Linked DNA regions of Homo sapiens: region 1 is linked to region 2. Evidence: chromatin loops called from intact Hi-C (ENCODE). Cell type or tissue: PC-9. All regions are shown on one strand.

The links. A loop is a pair of places that touch in the nucleus more often than their neighbours do. Peaks named below come from ENCODE experiments on the same cell type or tissue, not always from the same donor. Only the 100,000 strongest peaks of a DNase experiment are listed, where the experiment ranks them.
Region 1: it touches region 2 in a loop (13-fold over the local background); 2 of 110 quality-filtered maps call a loop at or near these places.

Annotation. Positions count from the first base shown.
Region 1 is chr3:127,039,574-127,047,573 of GRCh38, reverse strand. No RefSeq gene overlaps it. Among named protein-coding and RNA genes, the nearest start is that of PLXNA1, 60 kb to the right of the region's middle. RefSeq lists an enhancer at 2,777-3,420. In PC-9, no CTCF peak of the experiment used is centred here; a DNase peak (open chromatin) is centred at 4,053; H3K27ac peaks cover 1,120 bases.
Region 2 is chr3:127,451,089-127,459,088 of GRCh38, reverse strand. No RefSeq gene overlaps it. Among named protein-coding and RNA genes, the nearest start is that of LINC02016, 64 kb to the right of the region's middle. RefSeq lists a silencer at 3,065-3,494 and an enhancer at 6,021-6,541. In PC-9, CTCF peaks have their summits at 3,145 and 3,351 (motif pointing right); no DNase peak of the experiment used is centred here; H3K4me3 peaks cover 423 bases; H3K27me3 peaks cover 6,047 bases.

The DNA of each region.
Region 1 (8,000 bases), 410 kb after region 2:
CCTGCTGATTGGTAGAGCCGAGTGGCCTGTTTTGTTAGGGCGCTGATTGGTGCATTTACAATCCCTGAGCTAGATACAAAGGTTCTCCACGTCCCCATCAGATTAGTTAGATACAGAGTTTCGACACACAGGTTCTCCAAGGCCCCACCAGAGCAGCTAGATACAGTGTCAATTGGTGCATTCACAAACCTTGAGCTAAACACAGGGTGCTGATTGGTGTGTTTACAAACCTTGAGCTAGATACAGAGTGCCGATTGGTGTATTTACAATCCTTGAGCTAGACATAAAGGTTCTCCACGTCCTCACCAGAGCAGCTAGATACAGAGTGTCGATTGGTGCACTCACAAACCTTGAGCTAAACACAGGGTGCTGATTGGTGTATTTACAATCCCTGAGCTAGACATAAAGGTTCTCCAAGGCCCCACCAGACTCAGGAGCCCAGCTGGCTTCACCTAGTGGATCCCGCACCGGGGCTGCAGGTGGAGCTGCCTGCCAATCCCGTGCCGTGCGCTCGCATTCCTCAGCCCTTGGGTGGTCGATGGGACTAGGCACCGTGGAGCAGGGGGTGGTGCTCTTCGGGGAGGCTCGGGCTGCACAGGAGCCCATGGAGTGGGTGGGAGGCTCAGGCATGGCGGGCTGCAGGTCCCGAGCCCCGCCCCGCAGGAAGGCAGCTAAGGCGCGGCGAGAAATTGAGCACAGCGCCTGTGGGCTGGCACTGCTGGGGGACCCAGTACCCCCTCCGCAGCCACTGGCCCGGGTGCTAAGTCCCTCATTGCCCAGGGCCAGCAGGGCTGGCCGGCTGCTCCGAGTGCGGGGCCCGCCAAGCCCATGCCCACCCGGAACTCCAGCTGGCCCGCAAGCGTCGCACGCAGCCCCGGTTCCCACTCGCGCCTCTCTCTCCACACCTCCCTGCAAGCTGAGGGAGTGGGCTCCAGCCTTGGCCAGCCCAGAAAGGGGCTCCCACAGTGCAGTGGTGGGCTGAAGGGCTCCTCAAGTGCCGCCAAAGTGGGAGTCCAGGCAGAGGAGGTGCCAAGGGCAAGCGAGGGCTCTGAGGACTGCCAGCATGCTGTCACCTCTCACCAGCTACTCTGGAGGCTGAGGCAGGAGAATCCCTTGAACCCAGGAGGCGGAGGTTGCAGTAAGCTGAGATCATACCGTAACTGCACTCCAACCTGGGCAACAGAGCCAGACTCTGTCTCAAAAAATAATAATAATAATAATAAAGAAAAAAAAGAAAAAACAAAAAGGCAAAGCATTTCTTCTCTTCCTCGGTTCTAACCCCAAACTTGCATATGAGATCCATTATCTACTCAGAAAGCCAAGCCCCACTCTGCTTCACAGAAATCATTCTCTTTAGAAGCAGCTGACAACCCCCTCCCCACACAAAATTACAACGTATATTCTTTCATACCCAGAAAATGGGCCTAGCCCTGCCCTGTCCAATGGAAATACAACATGAACCAGGAGCTTAATTTTAAATTTTCTAGTGGCCATATTTTAGAAAGCAAAATAAATAGGTAAAATTAATACCATAGTTTATTTAATCCAATATCTCCAAAACATTATAATTTCAAAATGTGACCCATTTAAAATGTTTAATATTTTACATCTGATGTGTGTTTTGCACACACAGGACATCTCAATTCAGACGAAGCACATTTGAAGTGCTCAACAGCCACAGCAGAGAGCTGCCCTCTGTAAGTCCCAAGTGACAGACTGGCTTAGGCAAAGGGAGAAATGGGACTTGGCAAACGTAACTGAATGCCCCGACAGTTCTAGTCTTTAGACACCACGGATCCAGAAGTTTAAACTTTCTCTCTCTCTTTCCCTTCCCCTCTCTTCCTCTCTACCCACCCTCTCTCTCTGCCTCTGTCCTTTCCTCCCTCCCTCTCCCTCTCCTCCTTTCTCTCTCATTCTCTTTCCTTCCCTCTCCCTCTCTCTCTCTCTCCCCTTTCCCCTTCCCTCCCTCTTCCTCTCTCTCCCTCCTTCCCTCCCTCCTCCCTTTCTCTCCTTCCCTCCCTCCCTCTCTCCCTTTCTCTCCTTCCCTCCCTCCCTCTCTCCCTTTCTGTCCTTCCCTCCCTTTCCTTTCTCCTTCCCTTTCTCCCTCCCCATCGCTCTCTCCTCCTCTGCCTCTTTTTCTCCTTCTCTCTTCCCTTCGCTCCCTCCCTCTCTCCCCATCTCTCGGTTCTGAATTCCTCTGAATTATCTTCTCTCCTCGGCTCATGGAGTGGCCTCCAGCAGTTCTTGGTTTACCAACTCCCCCCTATGTAAAGGAGGAATCTCTTTTTCAGGGGAAGAAAATGTCCCTATGGAGTGGCATGCTGAGCCCTGACTGGAGGAAGGGATCTTCTGATTGGCCAATCGGGCCCCATGTGTCTGCTGGGGGTGTGACTTGCTCGCTGCTGGCAGGGCAGGAGGAGCAGTGTCCCCCACCCTCCACCTGCACCTGAGCCAGGACTCTCTAGGGCTGAGAATGTACACAGCTCTGCTCAGGCATTTTGTTAATGGAGCTTCTTAATTGTATGTAACTTACCTAATTTTGCTCCCAAGCTTCTGTCCTACTGGGAAGCAGGAACAACATTCCAAACTTTGAAAATAGCTTAATCTGGCCGGGCGCGGTGGCTCACGCCTGTAATCCCAGCACTTTGGGAGGCCGAGGCGGGCGGATCACGAGGTCAGGAGATCGAGACCATCCCGGCTAAAACGGTGAAACCCCGTCTCTACTAAAAATACAAAAAAATTAGCCGGGCGTAGTGGCGGGCGCCTGTAGTCCCAGCTACTTGGGAGGCTGAGGAAGGAGAATGGCGTGAACCCGGGAGGCGGAGCTTGCAGTGAGCCGAGATCCCGCCACTGCACTCCAGCCTGGGTGACAGAGCGAGACTCCGTCTCAAAAAAAAAAAAGAAAATAGCTTAATCTAGTGCTATTTAAATGATCTCTCTTGTTTTCATAGTCTCTTGTGGGAAAATGGTAAGTTCTGGTCTCTGTTAAACTTCCTATCAGGATCTTTCTCCCTTTTCTTCCTTCTTCCCAAGATGACACTGGGGGCTAATGCAAAGCTCCCAGGTCTTCTTGGCAGTAGGGAAGGGGAGGTCAGCTCTGTGGGCCTGCTGTGGGAGTGCCTTAGCACACTCAGGGCCACCATGTACAGCTGTGTGGGTTGTGCACTGCACAACTCCATGGGATGACATCAGCATAGACTAGAGTGTATTTGGTACTCCCTGGAGTTGTCTCTCCCCTCTGCTTCTCAGCCCTGAATGCCCCTGGCTTCTAGATGTGTGCTGGCTCTGCAGCCCCGCCCAGCAGCCTGCTCCTGACTCCAGGCCCTGCTGTACTGGCAGGCTTCTCAGCACTTCTCTACCCCTTGAGGAGCCATAGGCAATTTCTGGGTCACTAACCCCTCCACAGGAGACAAGGGGTGCTGTCTCTTAGGGGAGAAAGCAGGCCTCTCCTTCACACCCACCTTTCTCAGTCCCATCAGGAGAGCCGGGGCCTCCCTCACCATGACTCTTGACCCTGCCAGATGTAGAGGGTTAACTGAGTTTCTTCCCATCAAAGCTTTGCTTTTGACAGATGAGGCAGCAGAAGGGTTGGGCGACCCCCATTCCCTCTGTCGCAATGGCCTGTGGCCAGGAGGAATGAGGGCTTCTTTGTCCCAGGTGGCATCCACCCTCCAGGAAACATGGGTTTAGAGGGCACGAAATCATCACACAGTTCCACCCCACCCTGCAGGGGAGGGCACTGGCCATTATAATTGTTCCTTCATTTTACAGTGGAGAAACTGAGGCTGAGAAAGAGACAGAGACTTGCTCCGAATCACAGGAGGCACAGGCCGCAAGACAAGGATCCCTGGCCAGGCCTGCTCCTTCTGTTCTCATGGACTGATCATTTAAAAAGGAATTTGCGTCTTGAAAACTACTTTTTAAGGAATTTGTTTCACTAAGAGACAAGAGGACTTCTGGCTCTCTTTCTTGGACTTAAAACTGTTTTTGCACCCTCCCTCCAGCCTTTCAGGCTGGCAAATGCGCAAAGAATGACAGGAATGTCGCACACCTGCGGGTGCCAAGTTGTCTGAGAAACCAGGCCCAGAGGAGGTGAGCCCCACTCAGAGCCCCACTGGGAGGGGTGGAAGCCACTGGGCAGGCTCAGCCACGTGGAACAAAGGAGAAAAAGTGCCGGGGAGTGCATGGCAGGGGAAAGCGAATGCACAGGGCAGGCTGGGCCCAGCTCCGCTCACACCAGGCAGCGTCTGGGTGGTTGGTGAGAGCCTCAGGTAGGACCCCCCACCGCAGGCAGCATCTGGGGGAAGGAAAGCTGATCTGCAGAGGGAAATGCGTCAGGGTTCTCAGTAGCTGTAGATAGACAGACAGGTGATCGTTCTGAGTTGGCCTGTGGTTTCATGGAGGGTAAGTCCCGGGGCCTGCAGGGCGAGCGTGAGTGGAGCCAGGAGGCTGGCCGGCTTGGGACTCAGGAAGAGTCCATGTTTCAGTTCGAGTCTGACCCGTGTCTCAGCCCAAAAGCTGTCAGGCAGAAGAAATTCTCTTCCTCTGAGGAGGGTCAAGCTTTTGTTCTCTCCAGGCCCTCACCTGATGTAGGAGGCGCACCTGCCCTGGGGAGGGCGGTCTGGTTCACTCAGTCTCCACCCAAACGCTCATCGCATCCAGAAACGTCCTCAGAAGCACTAGGACAAGGCCTGGCCACGTATCTGGGCACCCGAGGCCCAGGCAAGTTGACACATCCAGTCACCAACACAGGGCACCCCAAAGGGATGGCGCAGCCGGAAGCCATACTCACCCAGGCCAGAGGGGCAGGGGGAGGAGGGGCTGTCACCGGCACAGGCCAGCACAAAGGAGGATGCCCACCCCAAGGGAGGGCCAGGGGAGCCGAGAACGGCTCCTCTCTCCCACCCAACCTCACTCCAGGCAGCCAGTGGAGGGGGCTGGGAAGTGGACTTTGCAAGGTCACATGTCCGCAGAGAGAGAAGGGTAGACCAGAGAAAGACCCCTGAGCCGGCAGGTAGAATGTAGCCCAGAGATCCACGCACCAAGAACAGAGCCCCACCAGGGTCTTCAGCATCTCACTAGCATCTCGCCATTGATCAGAGGAAAGCCTTTACGTGAGCAACAGCTTTTTGCTAGAATTTAAGATTATTTTTACCTCTATTGTAGTTATTTGTATAGACCTCTTCTATTAGGAATGGTTCTGTCCCATTCACGGTAACCACTTAGTGCCATCAAGTTTTCCATTTGAATAATTTCTTCCGGTCGAAAGAGGAGAGTGTTTTCAGAGAAAAAGTCCAGGTAGACGGAAGACCTGGGTGCATGGAGTGAGAGATACCAAGGCGAGGGCAGGCCAAGGCTGTGCCCCAAACTCCTGATCAGCCTGACTTCACCAGGGCCTCCTGGCAGGTGTGGCAGGGAGCACTGCCTGCTGGGAGATTGAACCTGCAACCCAGCAAACAGGGATGGAGCCACTTGTCAAACACCACCCAAGCCCGCTGTGTCCAAGTCTTCAGACACATGACCTGGCTCTGCAATTAAAACGGCTGGAAAACAGAAGGGGAGGGCGTGGGATCCAAAGAGGAGAGACAGAAAACCAAGCGTAACAGGGGGCCTTGTCCAAATCCAAGCAACCCCTCTGTGAAAATTCAGGTTGGAGATAGTTAAGGACATTGGAATATGCAAACATTCATTTTGTTAGTGTGATAATGACACAGTGGTTATGTAAGGAGAAAATGTCTATCCATTAGAAAAAATACAAACAGTCTCATAAACAAAGGAAAGAGGTATTTGTCAAAGCTGGGCTTCAGGAACGTTCACCTGGGAGCAATGAGTTGTAAGGTGGAAACTGGAACCTGAGATTCTGAGCAGAGGCACAGATTCGGAGAGAGTTGGGGACATCCCTGGGCAGGGGCACAGCCGACAGGACCCGTGCTGTCTGGGATTCTGAACGTCCTGAGCTCCTTCTCCGTCCTGGCCCTGCCTGGGGTGGAGGCCATGGTGCTGATCCTGGAGTAGCCCTGCTGCCTGTGACTGCAGCCCAGCGAGGGACAGGCCTGCCATAGACAGCATGTGGCAGGTCACCCAGGCGGGGCTGCTTGGTGGGGCAGGAGCTTCTGCAGGGTTGGGAGGGTTCCATATGGAGGTGGCTTTGCCAAGATGGGGAGCCCGTGATGGGGCATGGCAGGGAGATGAGAGGCTCTGCCCTGGACATTGTGAGCAGCAGCCAGAGATGCCAGCGTCCCTAGGGCAGTGAGCAAGGAGAGGCCGGGGCTGCAGGGAGTCTGGGGCGCCAGCATCGCTGCAGCTGATGATGCGTGTCTCCTGCTTGAGGACAGTCTGTGGCATTCGCGTCCACACAGTGAAACTCAAACTCTTTTTTAAAAACTTTATTATTAATTTTAAATGTGGGAAAACACACGTAACATAAAATATAACATCTTAACTATTTGTAAGTGCGCAGCTCAGCGGCACTAGGAGCATTCCCATTGCTCTGCAGCTATCACCACCATCCGTCTTAGAACGTTCATCTTCTCCACTGAAGCTCTGTCCCCATCCAACTCTTAACTCCCATCTCTCCTCCTGCAGCCTCTGGCGCCCACCATTCTATCTTCATCTCTATGACTGTGACTACCTAGGGACCTCTAGGGACCTCACAAAAGTGGAATCATACAGTATTTGCCTTTTTGTGCTTGGCTTGTTTCAAGTTCACCCATGTCGTCGCATGCGTGAGAATTTCCTTCCTTTCAAAGGCTGAATGGGATTCCATTGTTTGGATGCACCACTTTTTGTCCATTCACCTGTCGATGGATGCTTGGGGTGCCTCCACCTTCTGGCTCTGTGAATAGTGCTGCTGTGAACGTGGGTGTGGAAGTGTCTCTGAGGCACTGCTCTCCATTCTTTTGTGTGTTCACCCAGAGGCGGGGTTGCTGGGTCACATGGTGATTCTATACTTAACTTTTCAGGAGCTGCCACACCTCGTCCACAGGAACTGTATGATTTTCCTTCCCCACCAGCAGTGGGGAGACCCTCCCCTCCACCTGCGCACTTCTCCACAATCTGCAAAACCCTGCTGTTCAAATGGACTAATCCCTCCTCTGGCATGTGGCCTGGGCCTACCAATCAGAGTACCTCATCCTTTAGGCCAGAATGACTGGTTCAAATAGCAAATCAAGACATTGCCCCAAACATTGGCCAATGAAATCCCTACCTGGATGTGCGTGATGACCAAGGGTGTCCTGTTTTCACCAGGACTGCTCAGCTGGTAGACCTAGAGCCTCTGGTGGTCATCGCTGCCCCCCACTTAGGAAGAGCTGGCCTGAGAATGAAGCCCTTACAGAGGACAGAGAAGGAGGACAGACTTCTCATGACCTCCAGGAGCCCCTGGATCCAGCCATGCCTGAGGTAGATGCACCCTTGGACTTTTTGATTTCAAGAGCCTGCTAGTTCCCTTTCTTGCTTCAGCCAGCTTAAGTTTCTATCATTTCTAATGCAGGGGGGCACCCAGCAGGGAACATGTGCTCAGGTGCTTCTCAGGGTGGTTTTAGCCGGATGCAGCAACGATGGCTGGAACGCCCATCTCTCAAACAGACCCCACGCTGGGCAGAGTGCGTGAGTCTCCCAGCCATGGGGGCAGACTCAAGGGGCTGACGGCATCTACAAGGCGGCTACAGGGGAAATGCTCCTGAGAACATGCTTTCCTCAAAGTTCCCGAGGCCCCAGGGCATTGCTCACTGCCAGCTGCTCACGCCCCTCTGCTCTGTGTCCAGACTCTGGGTATCAGGCCCTGGTGTTGTCCTCAAGGAGTCTCCAGCATGGAGACCACTAGAGGAGTGCTGCAGCATGAAGTAGAGAGTCTGAGTTTGAATCCTGGTCCCACCATGGGTAACGGTGTGTCCTTGAGGGTAGTGACTTTACCTCTCTGCTCCCAGGTTCTCCCCTCTACAATGGGGCTGGTCCTGGTACTGACTTGCAGCCCGGCAGCCTTGTATGCTGCAGAAACC
Region 2 (8,000 bases):
GTGTGACTGACTGTGGGGCCCTGGGGGTGCTGCTCCGCCCAGGCAGCGGATTAGCCAGTCCTGAGGCTCCTGCTCCCCCCTGCCCTGTTGCCGCTCAGTCAAGCCGGCTAACATTCAAAGTCTGGGGAGTCTTGTCCAGGCCAGAATCAGAGTCTCAGAGAACAAAGAAACAAACCTGGAGACCCCTGCTCTAGCGGTGGCTGGCAGCCAAGGAGCTCTCCGTGGTCCTGAAAGAGGCCCGACCGACTTCCCTCTCCTCGCCCATCCTCTGTACTCGGAGAGATGGTTCCTAGCCTATCTGATGTACTGATATCCACCTTTTATTCAGTAGATGTAGGTTGAGCTCCTAACACAGGGCGTCATTGTCCCAGGGACTTGGGACCCTTCTTCCAAAGAGTGAAATAAAGCCTGTGCCTTCAAGGAGCACAGCCTAGTGTGGACGTCCAACCACCACAGTATGGCAGAAACTTTGTGATCAAGGAATGACTGCACTGTGGAGGCAACATCAGAACATCCAGCCCAGATACGGGGGGTCAGAGAAGGCTTCCCGGAGGAGGTGATATCTCAATTGATATCTAGTGGGGATTAGGATTTAGCCAAGTGAAGAGAGAAACTAAAGAGTTCCAGACAGAGGGAACAGTATGTCTAAAGGCACAAGTGAGGGTTTAGCACAGTGGTCAAGAGTGCAGGCTCTGGGGCCATTTTCCCTATTAACTAACCAGCTGTGCAACCTTAGGCAAATGACTTACCTTTCTGTGTTTTCGTTTTCCCATCTACAAAAATACTATACAATGCAGAATATTATACACGTTTATAGGGTTGTTGTGAGGATTAAATGCTTTCAATAAATGTCAAGTGCTCAGAACAGAGACTGGAATATAGCCAATATCAATGCAAGCTTGTTCTGACAGGTGCAGAGGCTCAGAGTTCAGAGCACAGTGGCTGGACCCTGGGCTATTTGGCAGTGCAGGGAGTTGGCAGGGTGGGGTTTGGGGGAGCAGTGAGGACTGAGCCTGCAGAGGTGAGTGGGGCTGGGGGAAGGAACTTGGAGTCTGTGTTGAAGTGGATCTCACTCTCAGGGCAACTGGAACCCTCAGATGGTTGGCTATGTGGAGACTGGGCTGGGTCTGTGTGTGTGTGTGTGTGTGCACGTGCATGTGTGTGTTGGGGGGTGTCTAGTGGCTGGCTGCCACCTGAGAGGAGCAGATGCTGGGATGGGGAGAAGGGGATAGTCGAGACCACTCCCCCATGTCTAGCTTTGGTAGGGGTGGGTGTTGGGGACACGGTTAGCTGCAGTCATCCATCTTTTAAGGGCGGTCTTTATTTCTCAGATCCTTTTTTTATTGGTTCCCCTTCCCCCACAATAGGTTTCCGTGAAGAAAACCCCTGTTAACAACCTAGCATGTATCCTGTATTTTCTTTTGTGTTAATAAAATCCTATAGAGGCCTATATACATATACATATATACACACAAACTCACAGATTTTTTTGCCCATTGTTTTATAAAAATGGGATCGTATGTTACATTCTTATCTCCAAATTGCTTTTCTCACCCAATAATACCTTATAGAAATCCCTTTAAGTCTATTGGTAGGCAGGTAATTAAATTTTTTATAAGTTGCATAATATTCCGCTGTGTGGCCGTCCCGCCGCCTGCCCTTCCCCACTCCCCCGTCATGTCCACCTCCCAGCTTACGCCTCGGCAGCTCGGCTTCCAGAGCCCGGAAACGGCGCGCTGCTTCGCACCTCCTCTCCGCGATGCAGCCCGTTCCCTCCGCTGCCTGACTCACACGGCTGCCTCCTACTCACTGGGGATCCATCTGCAGCTCCTTCTCCAGGGCAGCGGCCGGCAGGGCTGGCGGGAGCAGGGGGCGCAGAGAGGTCAGGGGCAGTTGAAGTGGGGCCTCGTGAGCCAGGCCGTGACGGGGCTGGGTCTTGATCCTGGATTGGGGGCCTCCCGGAAGGCTCGAAGCAGGGAGTGCTGTGTGTTAAGAAGCCCTGTAGCTGGCTGGAGACCTGGAACCTGTGCTGGTCGTCCTGTAAGGCAGGGGACCTGGGTCCCTCCGCTCCTCCCCAGGCTCCCCATCCACCCCCTCCCTCTTGGTCCCCGCTGTCTCCATTGGCTTCTCCTCCCCCGTGGTGAGCCAGGCTGTCCTGAGTGTCCAGGGGCAGACGGCCCCCGCCCACCCGCTTCCTGCGGCTCCCCCCAGGCCCTCCGGCTTCAGTCTCCACAGCTGAATCCTGCAGGAAGCCATACAGTGGGAATCTCCGGGCAGCTTCTGGTTCGCCCTCGGGTCTGAGTCACTCTCTGTGCTCTGTCTCCCCACCTCCCCACTTCCTCTCTGGCAGGCACCGATGCCTTCTGCACATTGTTCCCCGGGGAAGGGAACCACCCCTGCCTCACCTGGCGGCTTCCACTCCCGGTGGGGCCGTGGTGCCAGGGGCGGACAGTGCCATGGACAGGGTGGCTGCTTTGGTTCCCAGACTCCCTGAAGCCGCTTGTAGGGCCCTTCTAGAAAGGCCTGTCGTCGGCCCGCCCCTCCCCTGAGGTCAGAGGGCATGGGTCATCAGCAGCCCCGGGGGCTTGTCCACCAGATGCAGCAGGGTGGGGCGGAACAGGCCCTGTGTCTGTTCTAATTGCCCTGTTTCACTTCCGAGGCTACCTGGCTTTTACACCACAGGACGCTGAGTTTCTAATTACTATAGGGAAAGAGAAAAGGAGTTTTCTTTTTCAATAAGTGTATTTAAGTGGAGGAAGATCTGAAGGAAATGCCCACATGACTCTAGTGGGGCCGGGCGCCCAAAACCTGAAGGAGAGTCCGTGAAGAGGCTGGGAGGGTGCCCGCCGGCTGCTGGTGGGCCAAACCCACTTTTCTTCCCGCACTGTTTTGAAAAGCTATTGAATTGTGGGATTCCCAAGCAAACGTGAATTTTCTGGCTTCTTTTGAAAGGTCTGGACACTGGGCAAGGCTGAGAGGGGGAGCAGCGTGCCTCCCCGGCCTCCCTGCTGGGTTCACGGGGGAGAGGTTTGCAGCCCGCGGGCATCCGAGTCCTGCCCAGGCGACTGGGAGGGCCAGGCCAGAAGGGCGTCTCCTGGGGTGGGAGGCCCATGCCGGGCCGCCCCCGGGACTCACGCTGCTCCCAGGCCCTAGAGAGGGCGCCCAGCCCGAGCGCCTGGGACAGGCAGTCGCGCAGTGAGCACCTGTAGAGGCTGGGGTTTGGGCCGTGGCGCTGGCGCCGGCTCGCGGAGCTTCCCTCCCGCCCTCGCGGTCCCCTCTCGGGCTCGGTCCCTTCTCGGGCTCGGTCCCCTCTGCACAGCTAGGGGCCGCTCGGCTGCGGCGCGGCGCTCTGGGGGCGGCAGGGGGCGCTGGCGGCCCGCGGGAACCCTCTGCAGCTCAGGACAAAGGCTGCGGGTGCGGCGCCGAGCCTGCGCTATGCTGGGACCCGGCGATGCAGCCCCGACTGCAGCCCGCTCCAGCCCATCCCGACCGCCAGCGCCGTCGGTAGTCCTCTCCCCCAGCGCACACCTCCGCCTCTCCTCCGCATCCCTCCCCGGCCATCTGTTTTGCACTTCCCCTCTCCATCCCTGGGCCTCTCTGTCTTCTGTCTGCCTCTCTAACTCCAATAAGGGCTGACCCTGTCTCTGAGTGCCCCTTGGGTCCCTGGCATCTCTCTGTTTTTCCTGTTCCAACTGTTTTCTCCGGAGGTCAGTTTGCTCTTCCAGAGAGGAGGCCCTGAGACCACATTAGCAGTGATGGGACCAGCGGAGAAAAAGCACCCCGCCTCCTCCACCTTCGCCTGCCCTTTGGCCTCTGTTGCAGGCTGGGCGCCTCTGACTGCCCACAGATAGTCTTCATGTTAATGCCAGGTCTTACTGGGTTCTCCCTCTGGTCCCACCATGCCCCCTGGGTTGCCTGGGGAAAGGGGGGAGGTTGGGATCCTGGCCTGGGCTCCCTGTGGTTGCGGGCAAAGCTGGTGCTGAATGGGAATGGAAGGCATTCTGAGGCTCCGGGCTGGGCCACGGGACCTGGCCTGCCTCTGCTGTGGCCTGCCGTCCCTGCTTGCCTAAGATCTTCCCTTCCATGTTCCCAGTTCCCTACACAAATAATGAAAATGTAGGGCTCTATGACATTTTCCAACTCTGATCATCTAGACTCTAGTGACATGGATCTAAAATCCCACACTCCTGGTTATCTGACCTTCAAAGCAGGTGCTTTATCCAGTTCTTAAGACAGTACTACGGGGAAAGTGTCAGCACGCCTATTTTATAGATGAGGAAGACTGAGGCCCAGAGAGCCGAAGGAGCTGCTGCAGGGACACCAAGCCCTGTCTGACTCTCAGCCTGGACCTGCTCCCCTGAGCCAGGCTGCTGTGCAAATGGTCAGAGGGCTCCAGGCTTTAGCTGTCAGAGGTTTCTCCACCACTGGAACCTTAGAAGCACAGAGGAGCCACCCTCATATGCCATGTACTGCATGATTCCATAACTGAGAAGTCTTCCTTGTGGTTTGGATGATGTGTCGTGCCAGTTAGGAACACTGAAAAGCAGATGCCAAGATGACGGAGCAAGAAGTGCAAGGGATTTATGGCAGGAATCACCTGCAAGAAATCCAGAGGAGAAGGAGCAGGAGTGGGTGGGGATTGCCTGAGACCATACTGTGGGTTTGAGCCTTCTAAGAAGAGAGAATAAGGCAGGCAGATTGGGTAAGAAGAGTGTTAGCCTGCAGCACAGCTCTGAGAAAATCTCTCCGGCCCAGTGGGACTCCCTGATAGACTGTCCACAGAGGAGCCCCAAGCTGAGCAGGAATGCCCAGGCCCTGGTACTGCTGCCACACTGGGCTTTTGGCTAGCAGAGTGTGGCCTCAGCCTGGCTACTTGGCAGGTTTTGCAGGCACAGCAGCTGCAGGCTGTGGGCTGATTGGGTCCTCAGGGCAGCTCTCTTTGGAAGGCTGAGAAGTTGGGTGGTATGGCTCTGTGGCTGGGGGCACCCACTATTCCAGAAAGCACACAGTGCTTGGAGCCAGCCAGACTTGCCACTTTCCAGCTGGGTGATCTTGAGCAAGTCTCTGAGCCTTGATGGCCTTACCTATAAAGATGATCAGACAGTTGTCTAGAGGATCCTGTGGGTAAAGTGTCTGGCAGAAGCTTGGCAGTAGACACTTTTAAAAGGTGGCTGCTTTGAGATAATTTTTCTTTATCTGAGGAGTTGGTATATCCCCTGCCCTTCTACTCAGAGGGCTGATTAGACCCTAGGTATGACCCCATACTTTTGATTCCTCACTGGGACCATGGGACTAATACTAGTATCTTCTTCACTGGTTCATCTTCCTACCTGTTAGAGGCAATAACATTTTCCTATTGTGTTGTTGGACTGAAAATTGCATTCTTGCTATTTGCCCATTCATTCATTCACCGACTCTGGCCCAGCACATCACCCTGTTTTATCTTCTCCATCTTAAGCCATCTTGTTTATTGAAGTGTTAATTGTCCTTAAGCTCTGGGAAGACTTGGCTCTTGTCAAAACTGTTCACAGCTGTGTCTTCAGAGCCTAGCTGCAACACCTCTTTGTCGAATGAGTAAATATATTTACCAAGAGCCTACCTCTTCTCATGTAGGGGTAGCATGTGGCGCCTCACGTCTAGGTGCTCCTAGTTCAGTGGAAAGCTGGACATGGACTGGATTTTAAACACTATATTATCAGAGCTGGGGCAAAGAAGGCACGTGGGGTTTTGGCTGGGTTTGGAGAGGGCTAGGGGTGAGCACAGACTTTCATCTTTCAGAGCTATGCAGAGGGTTTCTCTAGGAGTTGCAGAGTAACAGATAGGCATGAATGAAGTGGCCAGCTGTGAGCCTCCAGGGACTGGTGGGTACCAGGATGCTCTGGGAGCTCAGGTCTTGTCCAAGAGGCCTTTAAATTACATTTTTATAGCAGCACATGCAAGCCCACAAACAAGACTGTGGCCAAACAAGGCTCTTGGGCCCCTGTTTTGCTCTTCCTGGCCTAACCCTCTGCTTCCTTTTTGGGGAAGAGGTGGGAGCAGTGTGTAGAGTGTGTGTGCCCTGGGCTGGTACACAGCACATATTCACTCATTAGACGCCCCTTCAACCAACTCTGAGTAATCCATAGTATTGATCATGTGGGCCAGATGCAGAATCAGTAATGCAGAGAGGTTCCACAGCTCCTCAAGGTGCTCAGTAAGGAAGAGGTCTAGCGGAGATCTGATCTGAGAACTGGCCGAGTTCAGAAGTGGTGCTTCGATCATTGCAGGGTAGTGCCCAAACATTTCCCTGTGGCGCTCCACCAAGTTGCCTTTCCCCACCGAGAGGCTGTGAGGGCACATCCAGCCAGGGCTGGAGCCTTCTGCAAGCTGCCTTGCCTGCTTCAGGCCCTCTTCCCAGCTCCGTCCTGGGACAAGTTTTGATTGTCGGCAAAGGCCTTTGGTGCCTGTGCCTCACAGCTGAGCCTCCACAGATGGTTGCTCAGGGAGGACTGTGCCTATATGTTCTGATTACCAAGGGACAGATCCCCAGCCTCAGAAGAGGGTCTCCCCAGGCCCCTTGTCCCAGGCAAGGCCCCCTGGCAGGCAACACTTGCAAACACAGCAGCCCTGCAGGGCGGGCAGCGGCCCAGATGGCCTGACATGCTGATATGTGCAAGGAATGCAGGGCTTTTGTCTTTTGTTCCCTGGTCAACCAGCTGCTGCCTGAAGGCCACATGGAGCCTGCGGGCATCAGCTGAGCCTTGGTTCCATTGCCTATGCCTGGGCTACCTTCAGCAAGTCATTTAACCTCTCTGGGTCCTGGTTTCTTCATCTGAGAAATGACAGAGGGGTTTGGATGAGCTTAGGGCTTTGACATCCAGATGCTATCCTTGGACTCATGTCAGTTTCATCAGTACTCGTGTGTGTGTGTGTGTGTGTGTGTGTGTGTGTATTCTTTTTGCACCAAATCAGAGTGAAATTAGCAACATTTGGCAATTAATGCATTTTTTTTCCCCAAGACTCAACTCTTAAACAAAGTTCTGAGTGTTTGACTTTCATTTTAAATAGGTGGCCGTCAGGGGGAATTACATGGCTCCTAAAGAAACACACAGACATTATAATTAAAGAGATGCCAATCTTGACAGGTAGTAGGAGAGGAGAGAGGATGTGACAATGAGAATGGAGAAGGGGAGAGGGGAGCTCAGAGCCGAGCTGGACGGGATAAGCCAGGGAAGTGTCTCCACTAGGGTGGCAAGCTTGGTTTCAGCATCAGCACCCAGACTGCCACTCTGCTCATAGTGACCACAGCAAGACCCAGAAGGGGCGCCATATGGTTTGCAAGGCACTTTCACAATCTCTGTTTCTTAGGATCCCATAACATTCTAGAAATGCAAGTTAATTAATCCCATTTCGCGGGTGAAAAAAGTAAGACCAATGGTCAGTTCCCTTATTTTGGCCACAAACCAATAATGCTACAAACTGATTCTCCCCTCTAATCCCAAGTTGAGCCCTGTCCCGGGCTGAGCCCCACCCCTGCCCCACCCTTAACTCAGACTGAGCCCCCCCGCCTCCCACCACTGAGCCCTGCCCACCACCCCAGGCTGAGAGGTGCACCCAACCCAGGCTAGACCAGTTAAGCAGCAGCCAAATCCATTCCACTGGATCTAAGATAGATGGTCTCTAAAAGTGTAGATGACCCAGAGAAGCCTCCTTTTTTTTTTTTTTTTTTTTTTTTTTTTTTTTTTGGCTAGGGTCAGGGCTCAAAGCTCAGGGTCCCTGGACAGTGAGGGAGGAGTGGGTGAGGAATGGCTGGGAGAACCCTGGCCTGCCAGGAGTCAACCCAGAAAGAGAGGTTGTGAACTCTGGCGTGGAAGAGCTGATGGGGCCACCCTTGAGTAGATTCCATATGTCCAGGCCAGGTGAAGTGGACTCCTTCCCAGTTGGTGGTCTTTCCTACACACACACACACACTCACACACACACACACACACACACACTCACACACACACACACACACACAC